Regions from separate parts of the Homo sapiens genome. Here region 2 is linked to region 1. Evidence: chromatin loops called from intact Hi-C (ENCODE). Cell type or tissue: CD14-positive monocyte. All regions are shown on one strand.

Region 1 (8,000 bases):
TATAGTTCCATTCTTAGATCCTTGTGATAGTCCACTGATATAGTTTGAATGTTTGTCCCCTCCAAATCTCATGTTGAAATATAATCCCCAGTGTTGGAGGTAGGGCCTGGTGGGAGGTGTTTGGGTAATAGGGGCCGATACCTCATGAATGGCTTGGTGCTGTCCCCCCAACAGTGAGTTCTCTCAAGATCTGGTTGTTTCAAGGTGTGTAGTACCCATCTCCCCCATCTCTTGCTCCTATTCTCACCATGTGAAACGCCTGCTCCCCTTCCCTTCTGCCATGATTGTAAGCTACCTAAGACCCTCACCAGAAGCACATGCTGGAGCCCTGCTTGTACAGCCTGCAGAACTGTGAGCCAATTAAATCTCTTTTCTTTATAAATTACTCAGGTATTCCTTTATAGCAATGCAAATGGCCTAATACATCCACACATATAAATAAATGTCCCCTTATTTGGGCCAGCTTGTGTGGGTCTCTTTGCTAAATAGCCTGACAAAAATAGAAATCTTGAAAGATTTATTTTCTCTGCAGTTGAAATAGTGAACTTTATTTTTCTTACATAAGACTTGAAATTACCAAATATAATTTGAATATAAAGTCAGACTCTTAGTTGTTCTGGATAACATTCTATCTAAACTCCAACAAACATTTTGGAGAAATAATGAACATTTACCAACTATTGTCCATCCGTCTATCCATCCATTCATCCATTCAACCATCCATCCATCCATAAAATAGTCCTTAATTCCCTAGAATACTTTTGATATGTCCCTAGTAAATATAAGTCCTGTAAATAGAACACTAATAAGACAGTTTATCTACAATCAAGACAGGAAGGGATTCACGCACTGTAACAATTGGTGGGTAGGATCTTCCCTAACCACACACACTAAATATAGATGTCTATATAAACGGAAATAAAATGCACATACAAGAAAATATGAAATTATAAATTTTCAACACGGTCAGTGTCTACTTACAGAATCTAAAATCCAAAGAGAAAATGGCATTGGAAAGGTTTTAAGACATGATAAATATGATTAAAGGGCTAGAACACAAACCCTATAATGAAGAATTAAAATACTTTGAATATTTTTCCTGCTGACTCAAATTTGGCTTTTAAAAATATAATAATTTGGCCAGGCGCGGTGGCTCGTGCCTGTTATTGCAACACTTTGGGAGGCCTAGGCAGGAGGACCACTTGAGCCCACGAGTTCAACTTTGCAGTAAACCATGATCCTGCCACTGCACTCCATCCAGGGCAACAGAGAAAGACTCTGTCTCTAAAGAAGAATATGATATACTGTTAAGAACTCTTTAGTTTACATCTATAAAATGGAGGCAACAGTAGTGTGTACTTCATAGGGTTGTTACGAGCATTAAATGAGTTAATATAAAGTGTTAACAGCAGTTCCTAGTACATAAAAGAGCTCAGTAAGCATTAATTAGTTAATATTACTATTGCCCACTGCACTGCCACTGTAAGGCAAAAAATAATAATTAGAAAAAAACTGCCAGGCCAGGTGCAGTGGCTCACACCTGTAATCCCAGCATGTCTGGAGGTCCAGGCGGGAGGATGGCTTAAGCCCAGGACTTTGAGACCAGCTTGGGCAACATAGAGAAAGAGACCCCATCTCTACAAAAAATTAAAAATGAGTCAGGCATGCTGGTGCACACCTGTATCCCCAGCTACTGGGCACAGCCTGAGGTAGGAGGATTCCTCGAGCCCAGTAGTTCAAGACTGCAGTGAGCTATGATCATGCCACTGCATTCCAGCCTAGATGACAGACTGAGACCCTGTCTAAAAAAAATACCAACTCCCCAGTTGGGGTGTCCAAGTATATCTAGGCAGCTGATTACTGGAATAAGGAACAGATAATAGAGAGAGACATACCCTACTGGTGGCCCTTTCACATCCTAACATTAGGTGATCACAATCTAGCGAGATGGGGAAAATCTATGAAAGTCAAACACATTAATAAACAGACTAAAGCTGTTCTGAGAAACATATGTGGCCAGGCGCAGTGGCTCTTGCCTGTATTCCCAACACTTTGGGAGGCCAAGGTGGGTGGATCATTTGAGATCAGGAGTTTAAGACCTGCCTCGTCAATATGATGAAACCCCATCTCTACTAAAAATAAAAAATTAGCCAGGCATGGTGGCACACACCTGTAGTCCCAGCTACTAAGGAGGCTGAGGTGGAAAAATTGCTTGAACCTATGAGGCGGAGGTTGCAGTGAGCCGAGATGGAACCACTGCACTCAGGCCTGGGCGACAGAGTGAGACCCTGTCTCAAAAAAGAAAAAGAAAAAGAAAAAAGAAAAACATATGTGAACATTTTAACAAGTGCAAAAAAAAAAGCACTTGAAAGTCCTAAACCAAGTTAAGACTGATAGGGAAAAAAAAAAAAATTATCAAAATTTATCAAAGCCTTTATAACAAATACCATGCTTGAAAATGAGCTTAAAGTCCCAGATTAGGGCCAAAACAAAGACGCCCACAAAATCACTACAATTTATTTGCTTTGCATTCATGTATTTTGTAAAATATTTTAAAACATTGAACTGTGGGCGGGGCACAGTGGCTCACGCCTGTAATCCCAACACTTTGGGAGGCTGAGGCAGGCAAATCACAAGGTCAAGAGTTCGAGACCAGCCTGGCCAACATGGTGAAACCCCATCTCTACTAAAAATACAAAAATTGGCCGGGCATGGTGGTGTGTGCCTGTAATCCCAGCTACTCAGGAGGCTGAGGCAGAAGAATCGCTTGAATCCGGGAGGCGGATGTTGCAGTGAGCTGAGATCACGCCACTGCACTCCAGCCTGGGCGACAGAGCAAGACTTCATCTCAAAAGAAAAAAGAAAAACAAACAAAGACAAAAAAACCCCACTGAACTGTGAGACTATTGATGCTATATGCCAAGGGCCAATGACTTTTTTTAATCCCTTTGGTAATATACATCCTGAAAACATTGTCAATCTGGATCAGATAATACCTGTTCCAAGTTTAGTTTAAAAAAAACAAACATTCATTATAAAATTTAGAAAAACTGAGTTTTGGTCAAGGCTTTGTCTTTAAAATTACTATTGTGACTTTTGACAAGTGAATTCATTTTTCTGGGCCTCAGTTTTCTCCTTTATAAAATGAAAAGGGGGCAGTTACTGGGTAATCTCTGGGGTCCTTTTCAATACTAATATCAGTTGTCCAAGATGAACTGTGAAGTCCTAATCGAGTATAATAACAAATCAACTTGAAATTGCCACTAGAGGGTGTCCTGCTCCAGGGCGGTATGCATGCCATAGGCTAATCTACAAAGCCAAGGGTGTATTTCTAGCATTTTACTGGTGCCTCAGTATTCCAACAGCTAAAGGATTATGGGACTCTGATTCAATTACTAACTCGTTCAGAACTGACGGTAGTCTTGCATCTGTATCAAAGCTAGTAATTGGGTAGAAAGCTGAAAGAAGACAGGATGTATGGAAAATTTTACAGAAACCCAGTGGAATTCTGAACATGGAGGAGGGAAGGTAGAGAATATGGAAAACCTAACCTAAAAGGGAAGGTTCATGGATGATGACAAGAGATTAAAGTCAATGATAACATCTAATCTAATAATCAGTATTAAATGACAGAGTCATCTCAGGAACATTTAAGTCACCTAAATTAATTACCTCTCTTTTTCCTCTTGATAGAGAAAATAGCCCTAAAATACAAGGCTATAATCATGATTATGTAATAGGTGCTTTAAATTCTTCTATTTTCTATTTTTTCTTGCTTGAAAGTTAAATATCATCTAAATAAAAATATTCACTAATCAGAATGACAAAATTAATGTAACTACTTTGTTGATTTTGACTAGCATTTTCTATTAGAATGAGTTGAGTACATTATCTCAAAGATACTCAAAGAATAATAAATAAGATGGCAGTTTCTCCAAAAAATAATCTTGGTATTAATATTTAAGACTACTAGCACACAACACTGTTTAATAGTACAGAAAGGCTAATGAATATACCTGAAAACTACCATGAAAAGTGTGCTTAATAAGGTAATTTGCTGAATTCTACCGAGAATCATTAAACAGTGCTAAAAGAGAATTTCAGCACCACTCAAAACAGCTAAAAAGACTGAGAAGAGTTCAAGTTACTGAGGTATTTAAAACACCAATAATGGCAGTTGGTTTAAGACCAAAAGTTATAACGCCTTTTAGGAGCTTTTATGCCTTGGGAGGGGCTGACGTTTCACACATCAAAGTTTGTCACCCAAGCAAAGCACAATTAATTAAATGGACACACAATCCAACCTTTTATATGTTTACAGTATAAAATTTTCCCAATAATTTTACAAAACTGGTTTTGAGATTCTATAGGCTGTAACTTTATGAAAACTTACTTCAGCATTATAAAACAGTTTTCAAAATCAATTCTACAAGATCCCAGATTCTGCCACTTTATGTTAAAAAGACTTTCCAGTGTATTGTACACCTGCAGCCATGTGTTCCTGTAAGTCTGTTATTATTCTTTACTTTTTACCAATTCTATTAGATTATCATTATTTGTTACCTGATCATACTCCAAGGCTCCTGGGTAGAGCGGCCATCCAAGAAATAATTCTGCAATCACACATCCCAATGACCACATGTCTATGGCTTCACAAAATGGCAACCCCAATATAATCTCTGGAGCTCTGAAATTTAAAATTAAAACAAAAATCAGGGTGGTTTTTCTCTAAAATTACCTAATTTCAACTGGCATTCTAGGAAGTTGGTAAAATGACAGAGGTATCACATTCTATGTATAGGAACTCTTCACTATTTCAGAACTCTTTGAAACCTAGACATAATCCTGAATTAATCTGAAAGGGGTACTATGAGTACAACATTTCTATAATAAAGTCTCTTCCACTGTAATCCTTTTCCCTTATAGTTTTACTAACATAACATTTTTTGAAAAAGGAAAAACATACATCTTGTTTTTAAGACTACAGCAGATCAGAAATAACACAATAGGAAGAGAACTGGCAAACTATTAAATACATACTATGACATCAGCAGAACTGAAAACCAGACATTGAGAGAGAAAACAAAAACAAAGCAAAATCCTCAAAGGCTAAAAGTGAATCTAGACCTAGATATTACTTCAGAATACAGTAATAAATATTTACCTAATTGGAGCCATTAGTCATCCAAGAGATTAAACTAAATTCAGTGTATTCTGTCTTAAAAGGCAGACAAGTATACAGCATATAACAACATAGTTAAAAAGCATTTCAGCACTTAAAAGTGTTTGGTCATTTGGGAAATGTACTCCAAGAAACATATTATTCCTAGATAAATTATGTTGCACCTTCATATGGATTTCCCTTGAGAAGATTCATGTTCTAAGACAGACTCCATGTACAGCTGTGTAATTCCAAAGAAGTCATATGGATCACAGTTATCCTAGATTAGTGTGCATGTGTTTAATTTTAAAACAATCTCAATCTTACAGAGAAGTTGCAAGAACAGTACATATTTTTTCCTTAAATCACCCGAGAATAACTTGCCAAATATCTGTATACTTTATAGTTCCTACAAAGAAGAATATTCTCCTACATAACCACAATACAATCATCAAAATCAAGAAATGAACTCTGATACATCTCCACCTTCTAAGCTTCAGACTCCATTTAAGTTTGGCCAATTATACTAATACCGTCCTTTTTGGCAAAAGGATCCAACTCAGGATCATGCATTGCATCTAGTTGTCCTATCTCTTTCAGTCTTTTTCAATATGGAATAATTCCTAAGTTTTGTCTAGATTTCCATGACCTTTGTATAACATATTACAGGACAGATATTTGAAGAAACGTCCCTCAGTGTGGGTTTGTCTGATGTTTCCTCATAATTAGATTCAGAGGAACATCACAGAAGTGATCATGTTTTCTCATTGTATCTTATTAGGCATGCAATTCTGATATGTTCCATTACTAATAATTTTTACTTTGATCACATGATGTCTGCTATATTTCTCTACTACTAAGTTCCTACTTTTCTCTTTCTAATTAAGTATTTTGTGGGATCTCAAATTGAAACTATATAAATAATCCATTTCTTATCAAACTTTCATTTTTTTCATTTATTTACCTGTATGAGTACAGATTAAAGGATTCCTACTTTGTTCAATGAGTTATAATCCATGACTATAATTACTTATTTTGATTCTCAGATTTTCCCAGATTTGGCGTGGTAGCTCACACCTGTAATCCCAGCACTTTGGGAGGCCAACATGGTAGGATTGCTTGAGCCCAAGAGTTCCAGATCAGCCTGGGCAACATAATGAGACCTCATCTCTCCAAAAAAAGAAAAAATTTTTTTTAATTAGCCAGGGTGATGGTCCGCACCTGTAGTCCCAGCTATTTGGGAGACTGAGGTGGAAGGGTCACTTGAGCCCAGGAGGTCCAAGCTGCAGTGAGCTGAGATTGTGCCACTGCACTCCAGCCTGAGGGACAGAGCCAGGCTCTGTCTCGGGGGAAAAAAAAAAAAATCCCAGATTTGACCAGTCATAACTCCCTCAGACTTTTATGTTCTTCTGACAATAATCTCTGATTATTTCTTTGCTTTCTGACACAGCAAGATATTCCAGGCACATCTTGTTCTTTCCCTGCTCCAGTCCTAAAAACAGCTATTTCTCTGAGGATCTCTGGTATCTTTTCGTATAGAATAGACCTTTGAAACAAAGATCAGGGAGCTATGGATCCTCATTACTATTGGGATGGTTCCCAGACCTTCTCAGTACGTATATTACCTAGAGTTAAGCAAAATAAGCCTGCTAATTTCTTAACTGAGACTGGGGGTTGTCATCTCCTAAGGCAGTGGTTCTCAATCTTGGCTACACATTACAATTATTTGGTCCTGGCCACACCCTACACCAATTAAATCAGAAACCCTGGGGATTAGACTTAGGAATCAAGAGTGGCTTCAACATATAGCCAAAGTTGAGAACCAAAGCCTTACACTCAAGAAGTTAGACCAATGGGAGGACCACCCCATTTCTTCCCTACAACTCTTCTGGCAAAGGAAATTCAGAGGATAATGAACAAGCTGTTTTCTACTACAGACTTGGGATCTGTCCAGTGAATATTCTACTCCTGGCCCCATCTCTGCTGTAAATAATACTTAAGATTCAGTAGAACCTTAACCAATCCACAGGCATTTGTTGAAAACAAGAGCCACGGGGAGATTCTATGAGGTATAAAAGATCTTCAAAACATGGTTATAAGAAGTTTTCATTCTTTTGACAAAATATTCAAGTGTGTGTATGGATGTATACACATTAATTATATTTAGGTATAATCAAATGCTAAAACGTGTTGTAGAAAGATAAAAAAAGGAAGCTGCACTGTTATTAATCCTATATATTCACAATATTGTACCAAAAAAAGCTATCAAAGATGGAGACCTTATCCCTTTTTGTTCATTATTTGTGTACCTAGAACCTTGTAAAGAATATGCATTCAGTAAACATTTCTCAAATAAATCATTTCAACACAGGTTGAGTCACACAAAGAAAAGTATCAGAGTACGGTCTGGTTTTGGACTAGGCCTTCAAATACAGAAGTCTAGGCAGAAAGAAAGAGAACGGGGCACAAGAGTTTATAAAGAGCATATATTAACCTATACTAAAAAAGATTCAAAGCAAAAATGCAGTTTTGAAAGTACGGCGTGGAAATGAGATTCACTACCAATGTTAACCATATACTAATCTGAATGCAAAACAAAAATCAGTAAGACTAATGATAGGCCTATTACTGTGTGTATAAAAGTTTTATGATTATTTTGAAATATTTAATATGGAAAATTCTTCATAGGATTTGAAATTTTTCGGTGTAGAACTTTTCAGTATCGCATTTGGCAATAAAGGAAAGTAACAATAACAGCACCTAAGATATACCACTTAAAGAGACTGAAATCATTTTAATTCTGTTAACAGTAAGAAAAGAGTTTCTGTCAGACAAAGAG
Region 2 (8,000 bases), 54 kb after region 1:
CATCTTTTTATAATTACCAAACCAGCAATGTAATCAATATTGACACCCATAGTCATGAGTCTGATCATTGCTAACCATAGTGGGCTGTTTCCATCTTTTTTTACTACACATAATATTAGCCCATCTGAAAAGGGAGGGAGAAAACAGAAACAAATACTTTACCAAGTTATATTCAATTTATTTGCCAATATGAAATTTCTGAATTATTTTTGACCAAACTTACATACACTACATATGTAATAGGGTTCTTCTTCTTCTCTTTTTTTTTTTTTTTTTTTTTTTTGAGACAAAGAGTCTCCCTCTGTTGCCTGCGCTGGAGTGCTGGAGTGCAGTAGCGTGATCACAGCTCACTGCAACCTCCGCCTTCCCAGGTTCAAGTGATTCTCGCGCCTCAGCCTCCCAAGTAGCTGGGATTATAGGCATACACCACCATGTCTGGCTAATTTCTGTATTTTTAGTAGAGATGGGGTTTCGCCATGTTGGCCAGGTTGGTCTCAAATTCCTAGCCTCAAGCCATCCACCCACCTCAGCCTCTCAAGTGTTGGGATTACAAGCATGAGCCACCAGGCCTGACTGGGTTCTTCTTTTAAATGTACTTTGATATCACAAATAAATTAAATAAAAGGTAATAATGCCTTGCACTCTCCTTACTCAACTTACTTCTATTTGTTCAAATCTCCATTTTAAAAATCTTTTCCTTTTTAAAAATTGCGGTAAAAATAAATAAAATTTACTATCTTAAATCATTTTTTTTTTCCTTTTTTGAGACGGAGTCTCGCTCTGTCGCCCAGGCTGGAGTGCAGTGGCACGATCTCTGCTCACTGCAAGCTCCACCTCCCGGGTTCACGCCATTCTCCTGCCTCAGCCTTCCGAGTAGCTGGGACTACAGGCGTCCACCACCACGCCCGGCTAATTTTTCGTATTTTTAGTAGAGACGGAGTTTCACCATGTTAGCCAGGATGGTCTCGATCTCCTGACCTCGTGTATCTTAAATCATTTTAAATGTACTGTTCAGTGACATTAAGTACAGTGAGCATGCTAAAAAAACAAAGAAACCAGCAACACCAAGAAACACAAGTAGGTGCTTCTTGACCAACTACCAAGTCCCTCTCCTATTCCTACTTTGGTCTTTACATGGATCCAGTTATTTCTCACAGTTTTCTCTTTCCTCCCTTATCTCAATCAAACCCTGAGATATGAGTTTATGCTCCTATAAACACAGCCCTTCACATTCTGTCCTCAAAATATTGTCCTTCTTTTCCTTTGACCTATCATCTCTTCCTGATTATTTCCCACCACAGCCTGCCAATATTCTTGGCTAAATTCTAGTTCCTCTTTCTAGTAAAATTATAGATAGAAAATTAACACTTTTCTTACATAGCACAAAATGTATTCATAAAGATTTATAATTTTTATTCCTTTTAGTTTAAAATTAGTTATATTTTTAACAAATTAATCATCAACCTCTGACAGAAAGGAGAGGTTTTCTTTAAAGAAGATGTAAAAAACACACACTCTTAGAAGGGAAAATATGACAAATTTGATTTTACTAAAATTTAAAGCTTTCATTCATCAAATGATACCTGAAATAAAGATAAGCCACTGACATAGAGAAGTTATTTGCAATACACGTAACTGAGAAGAGATCTAAAGAAGTCATATTATGTTTGGTAAAACTGAGTAGACAAATGGACAGAAGATATAAACAGACAATTCACAGACAGGAAATACAAGCCAAGTCTTATTTTATGCCATTTTATAGCCACCAAACTGGCAAAAAGAAGTAGGACAACATCCACTGTTGAAGAATAGGGCAACAGGAACTGTTATACAAGGGTAAGAAGTACAATCACTTTTGAGGGCAAAGCTGAAAATGGACATACTCTATAATCCAGCAATTCTTCTCCCAGGTGTATACTCCATCTAGAGAAATTCTCACAAATATGCACAAAGAAACAGGTAAATTAATGTTCACTGCAGCACTATATGTAGTATCAAAATTTCAGAATAATCTAATTGTCAGAAAAGGACTGGATATTGTGGCTTAGTCATAAAATACAAAGCATGCAGTACAAGTGTGGCTCATATCACAATTATTATATATTTATGTACCACAAAAAAAGAAAATATACCAATTGTTAGGTCAAGACATCATCGATTTTAAGATGCATCCCAATTTCAAAGATGTTAAAATGTTAGGAGGAAATGTGCTAGAACTGATGAAGTGCAGCAAAATGAATTAACTGAAATTACATATATCAACGTACATAAATCTCAAAATATAGAACAAAAAAAGTTGCAGAAGAGCATGTATCATTTATTATAAAGTTAACAGAAGACAAAACTATACCATGTTTTATATGTGGTAAAGGTATAAAAACATGCATGGAAATGACAGACATGTCAAGGAAGAAAAGAGAAGGAAGGGACCTCAAATTTATTTTGCACACTGGATGACAGTTGCATAGGAAGTGATTCTATTACTCCCTATACTTTCATAGCCTGGGTTTACATTAATTTTTAAATAAAGAAGGTAAAAAATCTATCAGAGAATAGGAATAACCTATTTTAGTAATTGTTTATTTTTAAATTACAAAAATACAGCCCTGGCATGGTGATTCACACCTGTAATCCCAGCACTTTGGGAGACCGAGGCTGGTGAATCATTTGAGGTCAGGAGTTTGAGATCAGCCTGGCCAACATGATGAAACCCCGTCTCTACTAAAAATACAAAAATTAGCTGGGTGTAGTGGTGCACACCTGTAATCCAGCTACTCAAGAAGTTGAGGCATGGGAATCACTTGAATCCGGAAGGCAGGGGTTGCTGTGAGCCAAGATCATGCCACTGCACTCCAGCCTGGGCAACAGAGTGAGACTCTATCTCAAAAAAAATAAGAATAATAAAATAAAATAAAATTACAAAAATACGATCATTTTAGATATATTTTATTAACATAACCAATCAGCCATACCTTATTTCATTCAGTTGGTAACCATACCAATTTGGTAACCACACCAAAGTGAAGCAGTCACCTGTTCAGTCCGTACAAGCCTAAAATATTTGCCACGTACCCCAAGAAACTAGCTAGAATCTATCTCAGATATGAACGTGATTGTATATCAACTATATATAATGAATATCCAAAAGTTATTTCATAACATTATTTACCATATTAACACTTAAAATATTATTTATTCATAGGCCCTGTCTCAAAAATATGAAAACAAATCCAAATTGAGGAAGAGTCTATAAAATAATGGCAGTATTCTTCAAAAGGTCAATGTCAAATCAACATAAAGACTGAGGAAGTTTTCAGATCACAGATTAAACTAAAGAGATACAACAACTGAACAGTCTTTACTTTATGCAATTAGTTAGAGTTAAAGGGACATGCCTGCAACTTACTCTCAAAAAATTCAGATAAAAACATAATATAGATACAGAGAAAAAAAGGTAAAAGCAAATGCAGTAAAATGTTAACATTTGAATAATCTAGGTGAAAAATACACAGGAATTCTTTGTATTATTCTTGCAGCTTTTCTGTAGGTCTGAATATTTGTCAAAGGATAAGTTAAACAGAAAACAAGAACGAGTGACAGGTATAAAACAATGTCTTTCTTGAACAAGACTCTTCTTCAAGGGTCACTAACTTGTGGATGAACAGCCAAATATGGTAGGCGTAGCCCAGAGCACCCAAAGTCTAGAATTGCCAGGCATATGAAGAGTCCCTAGGATCATCTGCCAGCACTAATTTTAAAAGTAATCATAAGCAGTGAGGGCAAATTTCTTCATTTAAAAGTATTACTTAATTCATAACAGTTTTTAAAGCTGTTGGTCATTATATAACTTCTTCAATCAATAAAGACTAAAAGTAGAACTTCACTATATGATCCAATAAATTCTGACAATTAAAAGGGCTTTTCATTCTTCAAAGGACAGAACCATAGTGCCAGTCTATGCAAGGCTCTATAAATAGAAATTACAAAATAGAACTATATAACAATATGTAGCCAGTAAAAAGGAGTTTCTAGTCAGTTTATTTCATTTCTCAATTACCTTGTTTAAAGTGCATATTTATAAAAGACAAAACAACATGCCATTTAAAAAAAAAAGGCAGGAGACACTAGACAATAAGTTGGTAGTATGAACAGTAAATGAGTTTAATTCTTCATTGGTTAACTAGGTGTCAATATTTTAAATACCTCTATTATTTTAGAAGATTATTTTTACCAGCATTCAATCCAGGAAATAATACTAAACCATTTCATTGGCTGGGCACAGTGGCTTACACCTGTAATCCCAGCACTTTGGGAGGCTGAGGCGGGCGGATCACGAGGTCAGGAGTTCAAGACCCACCTGACCAGTATGTTGAAACCCCACCTCTACTAAAAATACAAAAATTAGCTAGGCATGGTGGCACGCAACTGCAATCCCAGCTACTCAGGAGGCTGAGGCAGGAGAATCACTTGAGCTCGAGAGGCGGAGGCTGCAGTGACTCAAGATCACGCCACTGCATTCCAGCCTGGGTGACAGAGCAAGACTCCATCTCAAAAAAAAAAAATTGTGTCTACCATTTCATATAAGAAACAACCACCATACATTGTAAAACTTAATAAACTAAACCTGCTGTCTGAGGTGCCTACAGAACATTTATTTTGAAAATACTAAAGTCTTGGGTATTTTCCAGCAGTATTGTGAACAAAGCATCTAGAGAATGTGTTGACTATAACACAAATCAGCATGTTAAATAACAAGCTTCATCTGACTTAGCAAAATGTTCCAACATTTGGAACAGAAAATGACCTGTTGGACATTTCAAAGCTGCTAGAAATCACCCTGCCAGTACAAATCTTTAACAAGGCTAGAAAAGAGCTAATTAATTCAAAAAAATTACACAAGGATTACTCTTACTAAGCAGATAATTCTCTAGATTTTTAAAAGCTATATAAAATAAAAAATCAGAAATGGAAACCCTGACAGAAAGGTTGACTAAAGACAAAAAGTTTACCTGAAGTTCCCTCTTTCTTGATGTAAACTTAAGATTAATAACTCAAATTCAGCTTATATAACTTAAGTACTAAAGAAAAATTTTTACTTAAATTCTTCATACAACGCCCAATATCTACCAATGAGCTATTAGAAAGAGTAAACAGTTTTTTAAGTTTGGGTTATGAACAACTCCCTTAATAGAAAGCCAAATGTATTGCTTTCTACTTTATAGGAAAATCTGTCTCAAAAGAACCACCACAAAACTTTTATTTCTTATGAAAATCTATGTAACTTTCAGACAAAGATAAATACAAAATATTAAAGATTAAGAAGGCAAAGGTCAAATGATTCCTACAAGATCACCTGACATCATCTCCCTTTAAAACAACTCAACAGGTAAACTGGAATCCTAGATTAATAATTTGACCGAATGCCCACTGCTGACAGCAATAAAAAGGAAAAAATCTGCCAACAAATAAGATTTTTGTATGAGATAATGATTCAAAGCTCTAAATGAACATGTAGAGAACCAAAGGTCAGGTTCTATAAAACTTTTCAAAAGTATGGTTTACCTTAAACAACCTTAAGATTCTCATCACTATATTCACACCTGAAAGAGAACTATCACTCTACAGTAATGTAAATCACACAAGAATGAAAATTCTAAAAACCAACAGAATGAGAACAGTGGCTACCATCTCCTTTGCCAGACACATAACAGTTTTTCAGTTGTAAGAGCTGAAAAGATAAATATTTAACTGCATAAGCTTGAGTATAGTACTTTCAGTTATTTACAGCTGCATAAGCTTGAGTATAGTACTTTCAGTTTTTAAAAATCTTTATGAAAGACATTGTGGGGCCTGGAAAAAATAAGTTGAATAGAAAAGTCAACTGTTTCTATTTTCCAAATTCTATTAAGATCCTATAGGGTCCTAATATGCCTTATACTGCTAAATTCAAAGTATTTTTTTAATTTCTACAATTATGTTTTCTTTCTACTCAGGCTGTAGTTGCCAGACATTCCACTTTATATAAATGCCCTTTTTAAGGAATTTTGCAAAGTATTGTCCAAAATCTTCTTTTTTTTTTTTTTTTTTTTTTTTTTGTGGAGACAGAGTCTCACTCTGTCGCCCAGGCTGGAGGTGCAGTGGCGTGATCTCGGCTCACTGCAAGCTCCGCCTCCCAGGTTCACGCCATTCTCCTGCCTCAGCCTCCCGAGTAGCTGGGACTACAGGTGCCCGCCACCACACGCCTGGCTAATTTCTTTTTGTATTGTTAGTACAGACGGGGTTTCACCGTGTTAGCCAGGATGGTCTTGATCTCCTGACCTCGTGATCTGCCCGCCTCGGCCTCCCAAAGTGCTGGGATTACAGGCGTAAGCCACCGCACCCAGCCCAAAGCCTTTCTAATGTGGAAATACTCTTTTTAATTTTCAAAGTTTAACTGTCACTTATATCTTGTCAACTGAGGATGGCCCTTTACAATGGCTTCAGGAAACTCTCTGGTATCAAGTCGGAAACAATAGGGAGGCGTAGGCAGGAGGATCATTTGAGCCCAAGAGTTTAAGATCATCCTGGGCAAGATGGCAAGACCCCATCTCTATTTAAAAAAAAAAATTAGCCAGGCACGGTGACACACACCTATAGTCCCAGCTACTTGGGAGGATGCCTTGAGCCCAGGAGTTTGAGGTTGCTTGGCTGTGATAGTGCCTACCACTGCACTCTAGCCTGGGTGACAAAGCAAGACCTCATCTCGACAGGGGACAGGAGGGAACGGGAGGGGAGGGGAGGAAGAAAGAGGGAGGGAGGGAGGGAAGGAAGGAAGGAGGGAGGGAGGGGGAGGGAGGAGGGAGGGAGGGAGAGAAGGAGGAAAGGCCGAGATTGCACCACTGCACTTCAGCCTCGGCAACAGAATGAGACTTCATCAAAAAGAAAGAAAAAAGAATAAAGGAAAAAGGAAAAGGGAAGGGAAGGGAAAGGAAAAAAGGAAAAAGGAAAGAAAAAAGGAAAAAGGAAAGGAGAAAGATCTCTCTCATTCTTATGACAACTTTGAGGAAGGTGATACAGCAGAAACTTGCAACAGGTCTCCTTAGGAAAGCCAGAAAAACTAAAGAACAGCAATGTAATTTACAAACATCTAAAGAGTTAAGAAAACAAGCAGCTTCTCAAGACAGTACCCACAAAGAAACGACATTGAATTATTATTATTTTTTTTTTTTGGAGACGGAGTCTTACTCTGTCGCCCAGGCTAGAGTGTAGTGGCGCGATCTCGGCTCACTGCAACCTCCACCACCCATGTTCAAGCGATTCTCCTGCCTCAGCCTCCTGAGTAGCTGGGATTACAGGCACCTGCCACCACGCCCAGCTAATCTTTCGAATTTTTAGTAGAGATGGGGTTTCACCATGTTGGCCAGGCTGGTCTCTAACTCCTGATCTCAAGTGATCCACCTGCCTCGGCCTCCCAAAGTGCTGGGATTACAGGCGTGAGCCACTGCACCCGGCCACGACATTGAATTCTTAAAAATCTATTACAACTGCTTCTATCTGGCCCTAACTACATCTAATCATTAACTTTAAGTGACACATTTTTTGAGTTGCTTATAAGCTGTGCATTAAAACCACAAATTTAGATAGACTTAGCAAGGCTACATATTTATTTTTCTTCCACTGAAAGTGTCATAGAAAAACAGATTTTTTCTTTATGTTAGTGTAAAAAGTCACACTATCAATGCATGACACTAAAAACCATACATATCAGAACTATAATGATAATGATAAAAATAGTTTTCTTCATAATTATCTGGCTGAAGAGATTTTTTTAAATACACCATCAATGTATAAAAAAGAAAGATATTAAGAAAGTTTAAATTTAAGTTGCATATGTAACTAACAGCTAACACATTTTAAGTTTAAAATTAAGTAGCCATTGATCCCATAAATAAAAATGTGCTTCCTCATTAGACTGAAAATGGCTGCAAAGTAGTTACAGTTTACTGATTAGAAATCTATTC

What was found. Hi-C counts contacts between places; a loop is a spot of excess contacts. Peaks named below come from ENCODE experiments on the same cell type or tissue, not always from the same donor. Only the 100,000 strongest peaks of a DNase experiment are listed, where the experiment ranks them.
Region 2: it touches region 1 in a loop (2.0-fold over the local background); 13 of 110 quality-filtered maps call a loop at or near these places.

What each region holds. Positions count from the first base shown.
Region 1 is chr11:33,325,197-33,333,196 of GRCh38, reverse strand. It overlaps HIPK3 (homeodomain interacting protein kinase 3), which reads right to left. Exons shown (of 17, transcript NM_005734.5): 3 at 4,564-4,687. Among named protein-coding and RNA genes, the nearest start is that of KIAA1549L, 47 kb to the left of the region's middle. In CD14-positive monocyte, CTCF peaks have their summits at 3,038 and 3,238 (motif pointing right); a DNase peak (open chromatin) is centred at 3,276; H3K27ac peaks cover 6,072 bases.
Region 2 is chr11:33,271,608-33,279,607 of GRCh38, reverse strand. The region is part of intron 1 of HIPK3 (homeodomain interacting protein kinase 3); the gene reads right to left. Among named protein-coding and RNA genes, the nearest start is that of HIPK3, 18 kb to the right of the region's middle. In CD14-positive monocyte, no CTCF peak of the experiment used is centred here; no DNase peak of the experiment used is centred here; H3K27ac peaks cover 2,562 bases.